Linked DNA regions of Homo sapiens: all the other regions are linked to region 1. A link is an interaction called in ENCODE POLR2A ChIA-PET data of the cell type or tissue named here. Cell type or tissue: OCI-LY7. All regions are shown on one strand. Links, peaks and the distances in the headings refer to the core of each region. The heading gives the core; the rest is flanking DNA.

What was found. ChIA-PET counts read pairs that join two places held together with the same protein. Peaks named below come from ENCODE experiments on the same cell type or tissue, not always from the same donor. Only the 100,000 strongest peaks of a DNase experiment are listed, where the experiment ranks them.
Region 2: POLR2A ChIA-PET joins it to region 1 with 5 read pairs; 2 of 35 experiments call an interaction of 5 or more read pairs at or near these places.
Region 3: POLR2A ChIA-PET joins it to region 1 with 5 read pairs; 1 of 35 experiments calls an interaction of 5 or more read pairs at or near these places.

What each region holds. Positions count from the first base shown.
Region 1 is chr17:57,361,860-57,367,805 of GRCh38, reverse strand. All of the region lies in intron 5 of MSI2 (musashi RNA binding protein 2), which reads right to left. Among named protein-coding and RNA genes, the nearest start is that of MSI2, 110 kb to the right of the region's middle. RefSeq lists a silencer at 3,449-3,692. In OCI-LY7, for the core only: no CTCF peak of the experiment used is centred there; DNase peaks (open chromatin) are centred at 675 and 2,525; H3K4me3 peaks cover 2,973 bases; H3K27ac peaks cover 3,606 bases.
Region 2 is chr17:57,554,789-57,560,734 of GRCh38, reverse strand. The region is part of intron 7 of MSI2 (musashi RNA binding protein 2); the gene reads right to left. LOC107984993 (a long non-coding RNA gene) reads right to left here. Exons shown (of 2, transcript XR_001752947.3): 1 at 806-5,946. Among named protein-coding and RNA genes, the nearest start is that of MSI2-AS1, 51 kb to the left of the region's middle. In OCI-LY7, for the core only: no CTCF peak of the experiment used is centred there; DNase peaks (open chromatin) are centred at 2,374 and 4,924; H3K4me3 peaks cover 1,822 bases; H3K27ac peaks cover 5,000 bases.
Region 3 is chr17:57,622,093-57,628,038 of GRCh38, reverse strand. MSI2 (musashi RNA binding protein 2) reads right to left here. Exons shown (of 14, transcript NM_138962.4): 10 at 736-810. Among named protein-coding and RNA genes, the nearest start is that of MSI2-AS1, 17 kb to the right of the region's middle. In OCI-LY7, for the core only: no CTCF peak of the experiment used is centred there; DNase peaks (open chromatin) are centred at 3,408, 4,258 and 5,058; H3K4me3 peaks cover 2,311 bases; H3K27ac peaks cover 3,262 bases.

The sequences.
Region 1 (5,946 bases), core at 600-5,599:
CACAATGGCAACTCCAACCCTCTCTCCCGGAGTGAAGCATCTCTGCAGATAAGCTTCAACTCGGGGGATGAGCACTCATGACATTTATTTATAAAAGGTTTCTCCCTGGAGAATTAAGGGTACCTTGCAGGTAGGGATTTAAGATGCTCTGATTTTCTTTCCACTGATCCCCCTTAATAAGCCTCCAGGGAGGGGCCCAGGAGCTCGGTCTGCTGTTCCTAAGCTACAGGAAAAGCCTGAGGCAGCTTTGAGGAAAGGGGCTGTTCCGGCCCAATGGGGCAGGCCATGGAACCAAAGGCCTCTCCAAGGCCCAAGAGTCTTCCTGAATCCTCAGCCAAGACAACAACATCACAAGGACCAACCGTATATTAACTGCTCACAACATATACCTCATTCAGTTCAGCTGAGATCCCTTCAGAAGGGAAGCAGATGGGAGACACTCCAGACCTCCCCCATCTACTGAGTTAATATTCCACTTGTATCTCCTGATACAACTTAAAATTTGAAGGAAAAAAAAACATTTTAATCACAATTCAGAAAAACACACCCACGCATCTTGTTCACCAAGCGTGAAGCCATTCCCCTCAGTGTAGCTTCGTCTGTGCTCTCCAACAGATAGTGGAGGAGAAGGAAATGTCATTTTCATACCAAAATGCTGCCTCATTCTTCCCCTTCAGGGCCCCTACCTGGGTGTGTGTTTGCAAGTCTAATTTAGATATCACTATTTGTATACACTTTCGAGCTTGGAAAACAAGCCAATAGTTCAGAGGAGCCAAGGCAAACTCAATCTGACAGCCACAGCCCTGACGGCTGCCAAGTCTGATTGACTAGTTGGATATATTTAGATAGGAGAGAGGAGGGGGATCAAACACTGTTGTGCCTCTGAACTCAAGAATACTGTGTTGGTAACGACAGACTAGCAAATAAACAGCCAACAGCCATTCAGCCACATCATCTGGTATCCCAGGCACAGGATCCTCGCCTCCGTAAATTACGTGCAATTTCAAAAGCCACCCACGCTATGGCAAAAATAAATAAATAAAAGGCAATTAGAAAGGGTTCTGCAGTGGCATTCCCCACAGCTACTCGTTAGAAATAAACAAACAAATAAGTAAATATGATCTGTTCCTTGGCTGTCCCCACCTCTTCGCTCCTCCCCTTTGCTTTCCTGTTCCAGGACAACCCGTAGGGAGCAAAGACAAGGCCAAGGGTACCCAGTGAGGTCCTGAGCCCTGGCTGCTGCTTTTGCAAAGGTTCTGTTGTAAACTTGGCCCTCTCCACCTCTACTATATGTGTAAAAATAAAAAGTTAGGGGTTGTCTCTCATTTCTTCTTTCCTTCACGGGGTGGAAATTTAAGAGCAGCATGTGGTCAGAGTTATGAATTACAGAATGTGTCTCCAAGTCTCCAAGTCATTCAAACGTGTGATCCCTTCAGGGGAGGGAAGAGGCGTGAGAAGGGCCCAGGCTGGGGGAGACAGATGCTGTCCAGCACAGAAACCCACCCCACCGGTGGTCTCGGACCTGGGGCCAGCAGATTTACCTTCAGTCCACCTCAACTTCCCCAACTGAAAAGTTGGGATAATAATAGCCAACGCTGGGCATGGTGGCTCATGCTTGTAATCCCAGCACTTTGGGAGGCCGAAACGGGTGGGGCTGCTTGAGCTCAGGAGCTCAAGACTAGCCTGGGCAACACGGCAAGACCCTGTCTCTACTAAGAATACAAGAAAATAGCCTGGCATGGTACACAACGGTGGTCCCAGCTATTCGGGAGGTTGAGGTGGGAGGCTCCCTTGATCCGGGGGAGGCAGAAGTTGCAGTGAGTCGATATCACACCCACTGCATCCAGCCTGGGTGACAGAGCGAGACTCTGTCTCAAAAAAAATAGTCAACATTGGGAAGATTCATTTACTGAGACTCTACTATGTGCCACAATCTGTAGAAGATACTGAGATACATCTAGGAATAAAGTAAGGGTTAGACAAGATGGGCTGTATAAGGTTCTGAACAGCACCAGGTATACTGTCCAGTAAGTGCACAATATGTGGAAGCTCATCTCCCAGGACAACATTCTCTGTTTGCTCATTGCCAGCCTTTCTCACACTATCTCCTCCCCCACATGGCCTTCTATTGGGTCTTCTGGTACACTGAGCCGTGAGCTCACTATCCCCTCTGCCAAGAAGGCTCCTCCCATCCCTCCTAATGCTAAGTCATTTCTCAGAGAAACCCTCCTAATGTCTCCCAGTAGACACTCCCAGGTCACCCTCTACCCTGCCTGCAGAACACCCATCCCAACTTGTACTGATACAGCTACTCATAGGATCCGTGCAGTATCTGTTCCCCACACTTTCCTGTGAGCTCCACGCAGGCAGGAATAGTGTCTTCCTTCACCACTGAACTTCCCCTTAGCATTTAGAAAAGCTAAGGTACCTAATGCATATTTGTTGGTAGAACAAACGAATGGATGAAATAACCATTTAAAGTAGGTAGCCCAGATGTGCTCAACTGCCTCTCCTCCAGCTTTAGAAACATCATGTTTCACAGAACTAGTCCCAAAGCAAGGTATATAAAAAACCATTGTGCCTCAGTTTTCTCATCTGCAAAATGAAGTTCTGGTAAACACCCAAGATCTTCAGGTTTCCTTTCAAATGAAATCTCAACACAGGATACATTTCTCTGCACATGACTGGATGTTTGGAGATCGCAAATATTTTCTTACGAAATAAAAGTAAGTTAGCTGGGTATCTACTATTAACAGACAGGAAGCAAGTTCTGAAAAACAGAGGTTTTTGTTCAGTGTGGTTTTTATTTTTTTAAAGAACAAATAAATTGAGACTTTTGTTTTGGGCAAAAATCCTGTGCCATGGAGGAAGAAAGTCAGCAATGCTAAAAAGGAAAAAGAAAAAAAAAATGAATAAATAAATAACCCAGCCATCTCTGAGCAACACATCCGGGTTAGCAGAGCAGAAAAGGACACACAGGCCCGAAGAAATCCTATTGTTTCTGTTTTTAGGACAAGACTCAATCCCAAAAGGGAGCTTGGGATCACAGGAAAAGGAGCTGGAGGTCTTTCCCACTAAACATTCAGGACCCAACCCTAGGCTTCCCGAATGTCATCTGGGGGAGCTGGGTTGCTTTCTTCTTGCAGCGATGTCCAAGCTGGAGAGGGGAAAGGGGGCATCCTGGAGGTGATGGTTATTGTATGGGTGGAAAACGGGCTTAAACACAAGCCCATTAGAGAAGCAGAACCTTAATTTATCAATTAGACACCATCTGTGGATTGTGTTCCTTGAAATAATTGTTGAATTTGACAATGCATTGCAGCTTTACAAAGTTTCTGCCATCCTTGATGCCGTTTAATTAAATTTCTGCACTTAACTTTGATTGCACTGAAAGCACTGATGCCTTCCACAGATTGAGTTCCTCGGCCACCTGCTGTGTTGGAGCCAAGCGCATTTCCAGAGCAGGGAGAAAAATATGTATTTTATTTTATTCAAAGCCTTGTCTTTTCTCAGCCTTCACCTATAGGGAATGAAAACTCCTGCTGCACAGGAGGGACTGTGTCTCCAAACCCAGCCAGCCGAGCCTTCTGGCCCCTCACCACCTACATGAGGTCTTGCTGTTCTTTTATTGTGTCTCACAGAGAGGGCTAACAAAACAGAATCCCAGACGGTTACCAAACTCAGAGGAGTGGCTTAAAATAGAACACAATAATTATCACATAAAGCAACCAAGAACATAGGTTTCAGGTGGGAGCTGCTTCTAGACCTGAAATCCCCACCTAGAAGGAAAATGCAGGTCAGCACGGGGATGGAGCCCCTTACCTGGGAAGTGGCCTGGGACCTAAGGACCACGTTAGCTGGCTAATATTGACAGACCAGCCTGGGCAGTGCTATATTTTCAAAGGACATCTAGAGGGCAGTTCTCACCTGTCTGGCTTAAGAGAGACATTAACCCCACCCACATAAGGCTTCCCATCAGCCTTCATTTATTATGTTTTGTTGTTGTTGTTGTTTGTTGTTGTTGTTGTTGTTTGTTGTTGTTGTTGTTGCTGCTGCTGTTGTTGTTTCAGACAGAATCTCACTCTGTTGCCCAGGCTGGAGTGCAGTGGTGCCAATTCGGCTCACTACAACCCCTGCCTCCCAGGCTCAAGCAATTCTCATCCCTCAGCCTCCTGAGTAGCTGGGATTACAGGCGTGCGCCACCACACCCAGCTAATTTCTTTACTTTTTAGTAGAGACAGGGTTTCTCCGTGTTGGCCATGCTGGTCTCGAACTCCTGACCTCAAGTGATCTGCCCACTTCAGCCTCCCAAAGGGCTGGGATTATAGACGTGAGCTACCATGCCCAGCCTATTATGTTTTTACAGTGGTAAAATATCCATAACATAAAATCGCCACTCTTTCTGTCACAGAGCTCTTTTTGTCACAGAGCTCCCCACCCCCTTGTGACCTAATAAATAAAGTTGCTGAGTGATGTCATAAGGGGTGGGGAGCTCTATGGATTTGACTGCTCTAGGAACCTCATATAGGAGGAGCCATAATCTCCTTTTGTAACAGGCTGATTTCACTTAGCACGTCTTCAAGGTCCATCCACATTGTAGCATCTATCGGAATTGCCTTCCTTTTCAAGGCTGAATACTATTTAATCATATGTCTATCACATTTTGTTTATCCATTCGTGTATCAATGGACATTTGGGTTGTTTCCACCTTTTGGCTATTGTGAATAATGCTGCAATGTATGTGGGTATACACATGTCTGTTCAAGTCCCTGCCTCCAAATCTCTCATGTATATAACCAGAAGTAGAACTGCTGACCACACAATAAATCTATGTTTAATTTTTTGAGAAACTACCACAGTGCTTTGTACAGTGGCTACACCATTTTATATTTCCATCAGCAACACGTAAGGGTTCCAACAGCCTTCATTTTTAAATGGAAACTTTATAATCATAATTCATGCACTTGGGTTGAACATCGCATCTCCTGACTCTTTTTTCATACAAATATTCTATGAGTAGCATTATACAAAGACAAGCACTTTAGTATGAATTTTTTTTTCAAGTAGAAAATATCAGAGGGGTGGCATGTAAAGAGGGAAAAGAATGGGGGGAAGGCACAGCTCACAGACATAAAGAATAAATCTGGCACTTTTTTCCCCCCTAGAACCACATGGCTCCTCCAACTCAAAGCCTTAAGTTCAAAAAATTTATGGACTAAAACTTCAGAACTGTAAAATAAAATTGTTAGAAAATGCTGTTGCAACAGTTGACGGATCATTACAACAGCCACTTAGCAAGCCATAAACTCACTGGGCAAACAGAATTGGGTCAGATATTAATTTCCACAATGGGAGGGTAACCAGAGACAAGTTACTTCGCCATCTCTCCCTTTTCTGATCATCTGGTGAGCTTCCATTGCAGGAATGCCACAGGATCTTCCGTTTAGGAAATGAAGGCTGCAGTTCCCTCAAATATAAACAAAGACAAGATTTCCCATATCCAACACTATTACCGAACAAAATGGAAGTGCAAATAGAAATATACGTTTAATTTAAATGTCTGAGCCCAGCTCTGTTTCTACAAACTGCAATTTGGTTCCACATTCATTCCCTGGCCATTGAAAGCCAACCTCATTTTGTTTACAAAGATACTGCCCACCACTGGGTTCCGTGCAGTTCCACGAGCCATTCACATATTCTCAGTTCCAGAAGGAAAAGTCAAGACCACAGGCCAACAAGGTAGACCCCTTTCCTAATAGCCAATTATCCCAATCCCAGAGATAAATTCTGGCTTTTCCAGGAGACCTCAGTTTTATGTATTTTCTAGATTTTGACCAAAATAATTTGTAGAAATATGTAAGAAAATGGAATTCCATTTTTCTATCTTTGTAAGCCTGACCATACACATATATAAAATGATCCAGGACAGGGCCTTAGGGCATGTGT
Region 2 (5,946 bases), core at 436-5,435, 190 kb before region 1:
CGGCAGTAATTGTTAATAATAGCAGCATTATTATACTGCTCAGAAACAGCAACATCAGTAATAAATAATAGCAGGCATGTGTTACTGTTACCCCATCTTGCAGATAAGGAGTCAGAGGCTCTGAGGATTATATAACTGGCCTAAGGTTGCTCAGCTGGTAGGTGGTTAAAATCTGGGATTTCTAAAAGGCAGGCTGATATCTGAGTCTTTGTTTCCCAACCACTCTTCTCCCAAAACGTGGTGATCTGGGGGTGGTGGGAGGAAGTAGCAGAGAGAAGAGTTTTGAAAATGTCCATGAAGCAGACCTTGTAAATCCCCATGGAAGTGGGTGGAAGTGTCCCCACCAACCCCGCTCCAGGGCTCCTCGGAGGGGCACGGGTTACTGCAAGTCCCCCATCCCAGGAGTTTCAGTGGAGGGGCTTAGCGCCTCCAAACTCTCCCCCTCCACCACCCCAGAAAATATTTTAAAAGAACAAAACTTCCCCGCAGAGACTGTGAGAAAAGCCAGCTAGCAGGGCAAGTTATGAAGATGTCATTACGCAATGAACTGCTTCCGTGGACCATAATAGGTTTTTACCTTTGCTACTGTACTACGAGAGATACCAAACAGCAATTTTAAACAGTCTCCTCCATTGCCCCATCCCAGCCTTCCAGAATCACATGTGTTTCTACTTTAAAAGCTGTTAACATGGTATAATATGTTCGGAGCACAAATCCAGATGGCCACGGGCCTCAGAAAACCCGCAGCATCCTGCTGAAGAACTGATCTTACAATTCCACCGACCAATAGCAGTGAAGGAGTTACCTGCACAGGTGGCCCGGCCCAGGTCTGAGCTGCCTGCTCCTGCTTCATGAAGCCCTGCCTCTGCAGGGGCACGGGGCAGCCTGTGGAGACGTCCACCACTTGGCCATTGTGGCCAGACTCTCTCCAGACGTCCAGTGGCCTTGGCCCTTCTGCAGACACTGGCTGTCTCTGAGCAGAAGCTGGAAAAATGCACTGGATTTGGCTTCCTGGGGACCAGGTGCAGGAACAAAGCCAGGGTGCAGGGACAGGCATCCCTTGGGTGGCAGGCTGTCGTCAGCACAGCTGGTCCCACACAGTCCCCTCACTTTCCCTCACCCCAGTGCCTGCCTGGTCAGTGGCTCTCAGGGGTGTTGCATGTTCACCACTAGGATTCTATATGGCTATGGATGGGGCTGAGACAAGCACTCGATGCAGGAGCCAAAGTCACTCTGCTACCCATGTGTCATCTTCTGCCAAGAACCACACCGTCCAGCCAACCCCAGCTAGGGAAGTTGGTATTGCCAATGGGGCTGCAGCTGGTCTGGAAAGGAGTCCAGGGAAACCACGCTATCCTCAAGGCGGGAGCGGATGAGACAGGAGAGGAGAGAGGGGGAGCTGATAAACAGGACATCGGGGCTTGTCCTCTTTTTACTCCCATCCTTCTTATTTCCTTAGCATTAACTTTCCAAATGCTGTCCTCACATGGGCGTGTTTTAGCCCAAACTCTCCCTCTCAGGTTGGGAGACAGGGTTCCATCTCACTTTGTGCTTCTGTTGATGTCTGTGTCTATTCTGGGTGTAGGTAATGCTGCTTTTGTGGTTCTGATTTGGAGAAGGTATGAATTAAAATGATGTCAAAGAACTTCTGATTTCTTTCTTTCTTTTTTTTTAGATGGAGTCTCGCTCTTGTCATCCAGGCTGGAGTGCAGTGGTGCCATCTCGGCTCACTGCAACCTCCGCCTCCTGGGTTCAAGTGATTCTCCCGCCTCAGCCTCCCGAGTAGTGGGGTTACAGGCTCCCGCCACCACACCTCGCTGTTTTTTTTGTATTTTTAGTAGAGATGGGGTTCCACCATGTTGGCCAGGCTGGTCTCGAACTCCTGACCTCAGGTGATCTGCCCGCCTTGGCCTCCCAAAGTGCTGGAATTACAGGCGTGAGCCACCGCGCTTGGCTGAACCTCTGAGTTCTTGATACATGGGAGGCAAACAGACAAACTGGGAGGTTCTGTGATTCAGGAACTCCATGAAGAGACAGCGGGATCCAGCAAGCCTCTCTTTGCTCTTGGCAGGGCTGGTGCTTTATAACTGGCAGAAGGGCTGGTCTGGGCTGAAGAGAGGTCAGAGGGCTGGGGCAAGTGACTTAGAGTCGTGGTTTTCTGTTGTGCCACCAGGAGGGATGTGTCTCCAAAAACACACGGTGAGCGGCAGTTCAGCCAGCCAGGGTCTCATCCCCACCTCTAGGCAACACGCTGGGTGTCATCAGGCCTCCAAGAACTCAAACTCTAGGGGAGGTGCAAACCCTCCTGACCCCACTCACTTACTCCAGGATGCGGGGCCTCAACAGCAGAGGCGAAAGGGGAACCGACCCTCTTTGTTATTTGTTGGAAAGACACTATTTATAGCTCCAGATCGTTAACTGCCTTTTTAAAAAGACTGTTCTCGGGGCCATTTTTAGAGCATCCGTCTTCCCTCGGATGGCTGCGTGGTGACTAGAAATGGCAGTGCTGAATAGGTGCAATTACAGAGGCGCCTAATACGCTGAGACCATAACGGCGTGGAATTTCTCTTTGTAATCTAAGCATGTCCTTTTCCCCCAGAGCCTTTATTTAAATATTTTGTCAGCTCCCCACGCCAGCAGCAGGCAAGCTCCGTCTTGAGCACTCTCAGAAGATGGGAGGAGGCTGTTATGAGAGATGCCACTCCTAACTCCCTCATTCTTCTTGACAAAATAAATCATGAAAGCCAAGAAGGAGGGTGTGTGAGGGCAGAGTCAGCTGCAGCCCCGGAGGTCCTCAGCACCCAAGGAGATGACGCTTCTTTCTGGAATGCTGACAATTCGCTGACTTAGCTGCCTTGGTTATGGACCTGAACATCTAGAAGAAATATTCAGCGCCCAAGAAAACAGTTCTGCTCTTTTAACCCATTAACTCAGACCCAAACTGGGGCTGCTTCTCATCAATGGTATTTCAGAAATTAGGGACTGTGCACTCCCAAGAGATGCCTCAACGAAACCTCTGCTCCCCATTCCCACTGGGGAGCGAATGTACACCTGCCAGACTTCCACGCAGAAAGCCTTGCCTTGGCATGGGCACAAGGGGGAACACCCCAGCCCAGGGCTGTGGGGTACCAGCCAACAGCCCAGAGAACCTGTCCCTGGCCACACACCCTTCAAGGCAGGGTTCTCCCTGGGTAATCCACACCTTCCAGAGTACACAGCAAACAGAAAGTAACTGAGAAGTGAGCTGGGTGGTGATGGCATTGCCAAATTCATTCCAAACTTGTTATGCATGAGAGTCTGGCAGGAGCGGGAAAGGGGGCTTTGGCCCCTGGGGCAGACCCTGAAGACTCCATCATGATGTCTTGGGAAAAGCCTCCAGGTCCTGAGTGACTCCTGTGCTTTTTTTGTGTGGAATATTCCTGGACTCATCTTGCGTAAAAAGAGGTAGCAAGATGCTGCCCTGGCTGTCCCATGTAAGTCAGCCCACCTCCCATCTGGTTGCCTATGACTGAGGAATTCTCATGCAGGCGGCCTGCCCCTCATCGTTAACGTTTCTTAAGAAGGTGATATTTCCGTGTACCATCTGCCATGCCTTTGGCTTACCCCTCAGTCTGTTCACTCCTCAGGCAGGGATGAGGAACGCTATTATCGGGCATCTTGGCGATCCCAACAGTGGGCTCCATACTCCATGCCCTGAACCATCTTGGACAAGTCCCTTCTCCATTTCAGGCCTCAGCCAATCCACCTGTGAAACAGGGAGATCCCACACCCGGTGCTTCCACTGAGAAGGTGGCCATGACAGCATGCATTACTAAACACCAAATAAGGCCAGACATTATACATATATTAATTTGGGAGGGTAAACATAGCTGCTAATTCAATTTCTCCTTTCTTTTATTAGTACTGTTGGGAGGATCTCAAGCTGTCACTGAGTGGGTAAAAGTACTTTGTAGATGGTTTTACCTTAAAGATATTAGCTAAAGAAACAAAAAGCTCTGAACATCAGGTGTGACCCTCGTCATAGTGCCGCAAGCCTCTGCAAAGCCTCTCTCCCAGTAGTGAGGGCCTCATAAACTCACTTAATGGCAAAGACCCAACCAGCCAATCAGTCCACTTGCAAAACAATCCTATGAGCTTGCCTCAGGAGCCCACATGGGCTCTGAGTCCAGTGACAGGAGGCTGTGATGTCACTGGACGCCCTGACCTCCCTCCCACCCCAAAGACTGATGGCAGCACAGACACGTTCTGCCTCACAGACTCACATCCCTCGTCTGCCCACCTCAAGGAAGAAGTATTCTTACATTTCTAACTGATGTCTCAGGGAAATAATTAGATGTCACTACTCTAACATTACATTACAACTTCCCTGCAGATCCTGGAGGAAGGGGAAATGAGTTACAACAAGCAAACCAAGCTAAATACAGTTGGTAATTGAAAAAGTGGCCAAGGAAATCAGGAGGGGAAAAGCGAGCAAGCCAGACCTAAACGGATTATCAATCATTTCCTTTTAGGGCAAGCTCCACTGCAACTTAATCAATTGCTATTGCTTCCCAAATTCAATAAGAAAACTGATACTGTGGGGAAGAAGGAGAAAAAAACATTAAATGTTTACCATTACATTCTTGATGGACACTGGACAATGTCCCCCACTCAATTCCAATCCAGTTCCAAGCTTATCAGCATAAAAGAAATTTACAAGCAACAAAACTCAGATAATGTGTCACCATTACCACTAACAGTGTAAAGTGCCTGAGGCATGGTCTCCAGGCATCATTGGGACATGGGGTTTAATAGTCACAACAAGTGGTGGTTCTGAGGCTGGGCAGCCTGTCCTGGCTGTAGGGAGAGGAGGATGCCAGGTGGGGCCCCAGGAAGGTAGTTGTGTGACCTTTGGACCTCCAAGGTCTCAAGTCACTTGGCCTCGAGGGGCTGCAGCATCTGTTGCCATAGCAACCTGGTGAGGATAAACACCATCACTCTTCTGGTTAATAAGCATATACCAAGTACCTATTATGTCCCAGGTACTGGGGACACCAAGAGGAACAGAATATGGTCTCCTGCAGTTAAGATCCTCATAGTAACTGGGGGAGTCAGTGTAGGGAAATAATGATGGAGGCATGCTCAGGGGGTTCAGGAGGGAGGAAGGGGCACCCATCTGAGGACCCTCAGGAGTTTATCAAAGGAAAGGTGGGTAGGGGTTAATATGTGCAAAAGTTGACAGGGAACCTGGCTGGTTGAGGAGCTGCTGGGGTCCCTGCTGCGCTGAGCAGGGAACCCCAGCGGACAGGGAATGGAGAGGTAGGCTCCATCACGCCTACCCTGGAGGCCACACTGAGGCGCCTGAGCAGGCAGCCACTAAACTTGGCACGACCAGAATCACATTTCAGAAAGATCCCTCTAAATGGGTCACAGGCCTGGAGGCAGGAGTCCCCGGAGAGTTGCTGCTCTGCCAGGGACAGATGGGATAGGTGTCTGAAACAGAGCATGGCGGTGGGTGCAGAGGACAGGGCGACCCAGAGCTGGCGGTGCGGACGCTGGCTAGATGTGTGGGAGATGGGGCCCGGGCTGAAGCCTCAGGTATGGCTTGAGCAACTGGGCACCATTACCCAGGAAGGGACATGGGTCAGTGGGGCAGCCTGGGATCTTAGCCTAGCAGCCCTGCCTCCTCACACTGCCCTACTTCTCACCCACAGGAAGCAGAAATCTTTCCAAGGAGCTCAGCCGAGTGCCCAAACACAAGGGAGGAAAGGAGTAGGAGAGCAGAGTCCCAGGCTCCCTTGGAAGTCTCAGCAGGTTTGAGCAAAACATCCCAGCAGGGGCTGCAGGCGCTGCTCATGCCTCAAGAATGAAAATTCGAGCAGCAGGAAGGGATGGTTGTGAGTCTGTAAAGATATGGCCCACGGGCCAAAGCCCAGGCTTTATAGCCACACCTGTTCAGACCCTAGC
Region 3 (5,946 bases), core at 436-5,435, 260 kb before region 1:
AAACATCGCTTCCTTCATTGTCCCTACCCCATCCCTACAAGACCATGTTTCCCCTCGCTGCTTCTCCCAGGTGAGGTCCCAGGCCTGCCAGCTACCTGGAGTTGGAGCTGGAGCAGCCCTGGCATGTGGCGGGCATCACCATGGGCTCTGCCTCAAGTCTTGATACCCACGCAGAGGGAAAGGATAATCTAAACAGCTCACCCAGGATGGACAGCAGTCCCAACCCCTAGCAGCTCAACATCAACACAGCCCAGAAGGACGCCGAAGCCACAGCAGTCAGGACGGAGCAGGAGGAGGAGGGGTGGAGGAAAGGAAGCAAGGGCGGGGAGACATCAAACATTGGGCAGGTGGACACAGGGAGCGGGGAGGCGGGCAAGGGGTGGTAGAGGGTGAAAGAAAGCCCTGGGCCTAGAGTTCAGTCCCCAGTGAGAAAAAACCCGGAAGAGGCTTCAGAAAAAGGAGGTGAGCACAGGGAGGCCTCCTGCCTCCGTTCTGCTTTCCCTTTAAAAGCTGCCGTTCTCAAATACCCGGCACCAGTGAGTTATACCTGAGTTAATCAAAAACTCTGAGCTGCATCCTGGCCTTGAACTTCAGTGGATTTGAAATTTATCATGTATAGGTCATTTTCAAGTGGATGCATGTAAGAAATGCATTCTCTTTAGGGGTCCTCTCACCTCCCCGCAAATGCAGCCCACCTCTTGTGCTTCCAAAGCCCTGGGAGACCAAGCCACTCACCTGGGAACTGATAGCCATAGCTTGGAGCAAATCCGGGGTAGCCACGGCCATAGGTCGCCACGAAGTTGGGATATCCTTGAACACAAAGAGAAAGATCAGAGTCCTGTTAGTACAGCCGCCTCAGGTCTGGGGTAAAATCTCACGGAGGGTGGCAATGAGGAAAGCCTGAGTTATTTTCCTTCACAGAATAATTTGTCTCTCATGAGGGTTTTTTTATTAAGGGTCTGGGTCACCTCTCTCCTGTGGCCGGGGGCGCTGCTGTCAGCTGTTGCTAATTAACCCATATTTGGGCAGCCAGACCCCGCAAAGCCCATGTACTTTCCTGAACCTTCAGAGTAAATGCCATGCATCAGCACCAAACACAAAGCCTGCGCCTGGCTCTGACATTTGGAGAGCTTACCCTGCATGTACTTTACCTTAAAGCTATTGACAGTAGGAGATTAAAGTCCTCGTGATGCATCCTCCCAAGGCAGTGGACAACAGAGCCAGCACCAGACAGAGCATGCGAACTCAGGAGTCACAGTTTAGCGGCCAAACTCAGGGCTCACCCTGGGCCTCTGGAAAACGCTGGGCCTGATGAGCCATGGCCCACACTGCAGTTTTGACACTCCACGGAGGTGCCAAGATCTTTGGAGAATGGTGAGAGGCTGGATGTGTTAAGATGCATACCACAAAGTGTAGCTCCGACTCAGGAGCCCCGTGCCGTGTGACTGGATGGGCGTTTCACCACAAGCGTATTGTTTCTAGACCCCTGTCTCAGCAGGCAAGCTAGGGGGTGAGTGGTTCACTGAAAGACACTTGTAGAAACTGCCACTGGGCTGGCCACTGGGCACACAAGAAACTCAGCTGGCAAGTCCAGGGGCTGGTGTGACCATCTCAGATCTGTCACTAACCCCCAGTGATGTGAGGTGTCATTCAGCTCTCAGGGAGTCATTGTGGCTGCTCAGGCCACTTCGTTCTTCAAGTCCCTGCCTGATTCAGGCTAAATGAAGGCCGTATGGGTCAGGCTCACTCTGCCTCCCTCCACTCAGTGTATATGTAACCTCAGTACATTCTTGCTCTTAAGATGCCACCACGGCCACCCAACCACCGAGAACGTGACTTTCGCTTTGACTTTGGAGGTGAATGTCTGTGGTCATTTTTTGGCTGCCCAGCCCCTGAGCCTCTCCCTGTGTGTAAGTCTTGGAGAGAGGCCCACCCCCCCGGCCATCACAGAAGCTGAGAAGGCCTCAGGGCTCTTCCTGGGGCTGGAGGCTGGGAGGCAGGCCTGTGAACCTGGGCTCGACAGACGGAAGCCCTCCTTAGGATCTGCCTCTGGAGCTGGTAGGGCAGAGGAGGAGGGACTGGCTCCGAATTTATTCTGGTGTCAGTAGCAGAATCTGGCATCCAGTGTTGGCAACAGTGGCCCCCTGACCAGGTCATTCCTGAGTTGTCCCCTTGGCTAGGGCTGGGGCTCTGACCACCCAGCTCCCCCAGTTCCTGCCTGTTTTCTGAGTCCTGTTCTCCAGCCATCCTGTCAATTCTCCAGCACTGCCCAAGCTCCTTCTAATAATCTCCTTTGCTGCTTACAGCAGCCAGGGTTGTTTCTGTTGCTTGTTATCAAAACACTGGCAAACAATTACTTTGATGAGTGGACTTATGACAGCCTCCAGGCTCTCCAGCAATTGAGGGCAACAGTGACACTTTCCACGGGTGTCTCTGCCCTTCTACACAAACCCTTTAAAAACATCCCTACACACAGCTCTGGGGTCTTATCACCCACCTGCTCAGTGGCTTCTCATACATCACACTGACCACTTTCTGACCCTGCAAGTGAGGGCTAATGGAAAAGGATCCCTTACTAAATTCCACTTTGCCTGCACTCGGCAACAGGAGTCAGAGTTTGCTTGTCATCCTGCTGCCTACTCAGAGCTTTTGTGCCTTGGAGGTGGGCTCCACCGTCCCTCACTTCCTGGTGGATGTTGGTGTTGTAGCCTCTGCCTAGGATCAGTGGATCTGCCACCAGACCTAGAGCAGAAACTCACGGGTCTGAAGTCAGGAGACCTGGGTTCCAGTCCTGCCTCTGGCCCCCAACCATGCCCTTGGGGGTTGTTATGATTTGATGTATGTGTTTCCCCCAAATTTCTATGTTGAAATCTTAACCCCCAAGGTGATGGCCTTAGGAGATGGGGCCTTTGGGGTGTGATGAGGCCATGAGGTGGAGCCCTCATGAATGTGCCCTTAACAAAGAGGTCACAGAGAGACCCTCACCCCTTCCAACACGTGAGGACACGGTTAGAAGGGGCCATCTATGAGGAAGCGGGCCCTCACCAGACACAGAATCAGCCAGCACCTTGATCTTTACTTCCCAGCCTCCAGAACTGTGAGAAATAAATGTTTGTTGTTCATAAGCCACCTCGTCTATGGTAATCTGTGACAGCAACCCGACTTAAGATAGGAGTCTTCCTTTTTCTCTTGGAGCTTAGTCTTGTCACCTGTAGAAAGCCTTGTGGGTCCCTTGCAACAGTGACGTGCCCAAATTCTTGAGTGAGACCAGCTGTGGCTCCTTTCCCTTGCTTCCCCCAGAACCTTCCCAAATTTGCAGTCACAGCTCACTCACTGAATGGAACTGTCTCTACCTCCACAGGGTCTTGCCACCTGCTCCTTCCTGTGCACTTATTTCCCGGTGCTTGGTGACTCATTGACAGAAGCCTGCCCAAGCGAGGCAGAAGGACCCAGCAGCTCTGCACTGACTGCTAGCTAAGGAGCAGGAGCCCGGTGGGATGTTGAGCTCAGCAACCCGACGGAGAAAGAAGGAAGGAAGAACAGCAAAGGCCAGGGCTCAGATGCCTTAAATGGACACATGCATACTGGCGCCTTCCTTCGTATTTATTTCGTGGCTAGGCAGCTCAGTTCTCCTCCAAATTAATCACCTGCTAGCAAATCAGATCTTGTACTAGATTTCTTATACCATGATTTCAACAATATTGATAAATGGATTATATGCAAACAGCCAAGTCATGGCTGCCTAGGGGCTTTCCAGATGAAAAATGGCTCCTTTGCTTCTAACTTCAGAGCTGGGGGTCTTAAATATTTTAGTGTTAATCTGACAGCAAAAGCATAAGCCTATGTGTCACCTTCCCTCAGGGAGGGTGGGAAGTGGCAGAGCAGCCAGTTTCTCCCTGCACTTAGGTGACAAATACAATGCAATTATACCTGCTTTCTTCCTGGCTTTCCTACAAGGCTTCAACGAGAAAGAAGAAAAGCATGGTCAAGTTCACCCCAACTTTGGGTCTCACCCCACTCTTCCTGGACACATCAATACTATAGTCTCCCAAACCACAAAGATGAGAATTCGGCATCTGCCAGAGCGGGGGATCTTATCTCCACCCCCAATCGCCGAACATCCTCTAGGTCAGGCAGATGAAATCATAAATTTATAATACAACATTACTTCAATTTTCCTCTTCATTTACTGCTGTGCAGCCCAGCTCTGCTCGAATGGTTCACAGCCCCAGCCACACGGGGGAAATTGGCTGGCTGCATATCAATAGCACATTACAGCAGACCCGTGCAGACGCTCCGTCAAGCCACATTACGGTGGGATGACCCAGCCACCACTTCCATTAGCAGCCTGGCCCCTCCCACACTGGCCACTGCACAATTTATCTGCTCCAATACTCTGGACGCCTGATCAATCCCACAGTAATTATCTCTTGTCACTAAAGTAAAAAAAAATCAAGGCTTCTGCCAGGGTGACCACCTCTCTTGCAGATCGGCTTTCCATTGCAGAAGCAAAAATACAGAAATCAACAATAGAATTTGGATTTGCCACTGAGCTCATTTTGAGTCCCCATTTTGGGGATGCTGACAAAGTTGTCAAAACTGTGGTTCTGGTTCTAGATCTTTGCTGCAACCCTAGAGATGTTTCCCTTCTAGACGGGTCCATGACTCATCTTCTCCCGGGCTCTGTTACTCAGCTACTCAGAGTCATGGAAAACGGCTCCCACCAGGCCCCAGACTTGAAAGAGACAAGAGACAGGGCTGTTTATCCAGGGAACTGCCAGAGTGTGACATATCTGCTGCGTGATGTTTAGAGCACTGCCTGGGGCACCTCATCGGCTCCATGAGGTCTGCAAACAGACTAAACACCAAGTGCCAAGAGTCCTTCCTAGGCAAGGACGCGAAGGCTAAAGTCTACAAAGATGCTTTGCCCCCAGAATCACCCTGAGTTGCAGGGGCTCCTCCAGACCTGCGCCGTCCAATTTAAATTTAATTCAAATTATCTAAAATGAAAGCTCCAGTTCCTCATTCGCAAAAGCCACAACTCAAGGGCTCAGCAGCTACCGTGCACAGGCGGCTAGTGATATTGGCTAGTGCAGACAGGACCTTCCCTCCCTTGCAGGAAGTTCTATTGGACTGCACTGCTCTACAGGGACAATGAAGAGCTGAATTCTGAGTTTCCTCTGTCCACCAGGAAGCGGCTAAACAAAGGAACACTTCCTTGAGAATAACCTAAACAGATATTTTTGGGAAAGCCAGATCCCCGTCGAAATTGAGTGTAGATATGTGGTTTTAAGTTCCAGCCAATCTCCAATCTTTTGATCTGTTAGTGAACGCCAGCAGATTACAGCTTCCTAGTGCCTGTTCTTAACGATACTTTTTTTTTTTGCTCACATTTCAGGGGGCTTAATGTCAGGGAACACTGAGTCAGGACTTCACGCGGGGCTTCTCAGTACGACTGCACCTAAGAATGCTTTTGGCTAACGTGCTTTAGCTGATCATCAGCCTCTCTTCGTTTCTGGGCCTGCTAGGGTGAAGCTTTTCTTTGAGGGCTCAGCAATGTGCTATTTCTCTAACACTCGTATCAGCATGTTAAATAAACAGCATGTGCCCAACGAGGCCAAGAAAGTTAAAGGCAGTGGGATTATGTGGCAGAGAAGGCTCAGAGAAATAAAATATATCAACAATCATCATGTGTTTGCTTTTATTAAGTTCACCTTCATTAAGAAAAATGAAAGAGATTCTATCACATTGAGCTGGATAACTGTGGGCACCTCTTGGTGCGGTGCCGCAAAGTCTGAGGGGCTGCACGAGACCATTTCTGTTTTTTTGTTTGTTTGTTTTTGAGATGGAATCTTGCACTGTCACCCAGGCTGGAGTGCAGTGGTGTGATCTTGGCTCACTGCAACCTCAGCCTCCCGGGTTCAAGATTCTTCTGCCTCAGCCTCC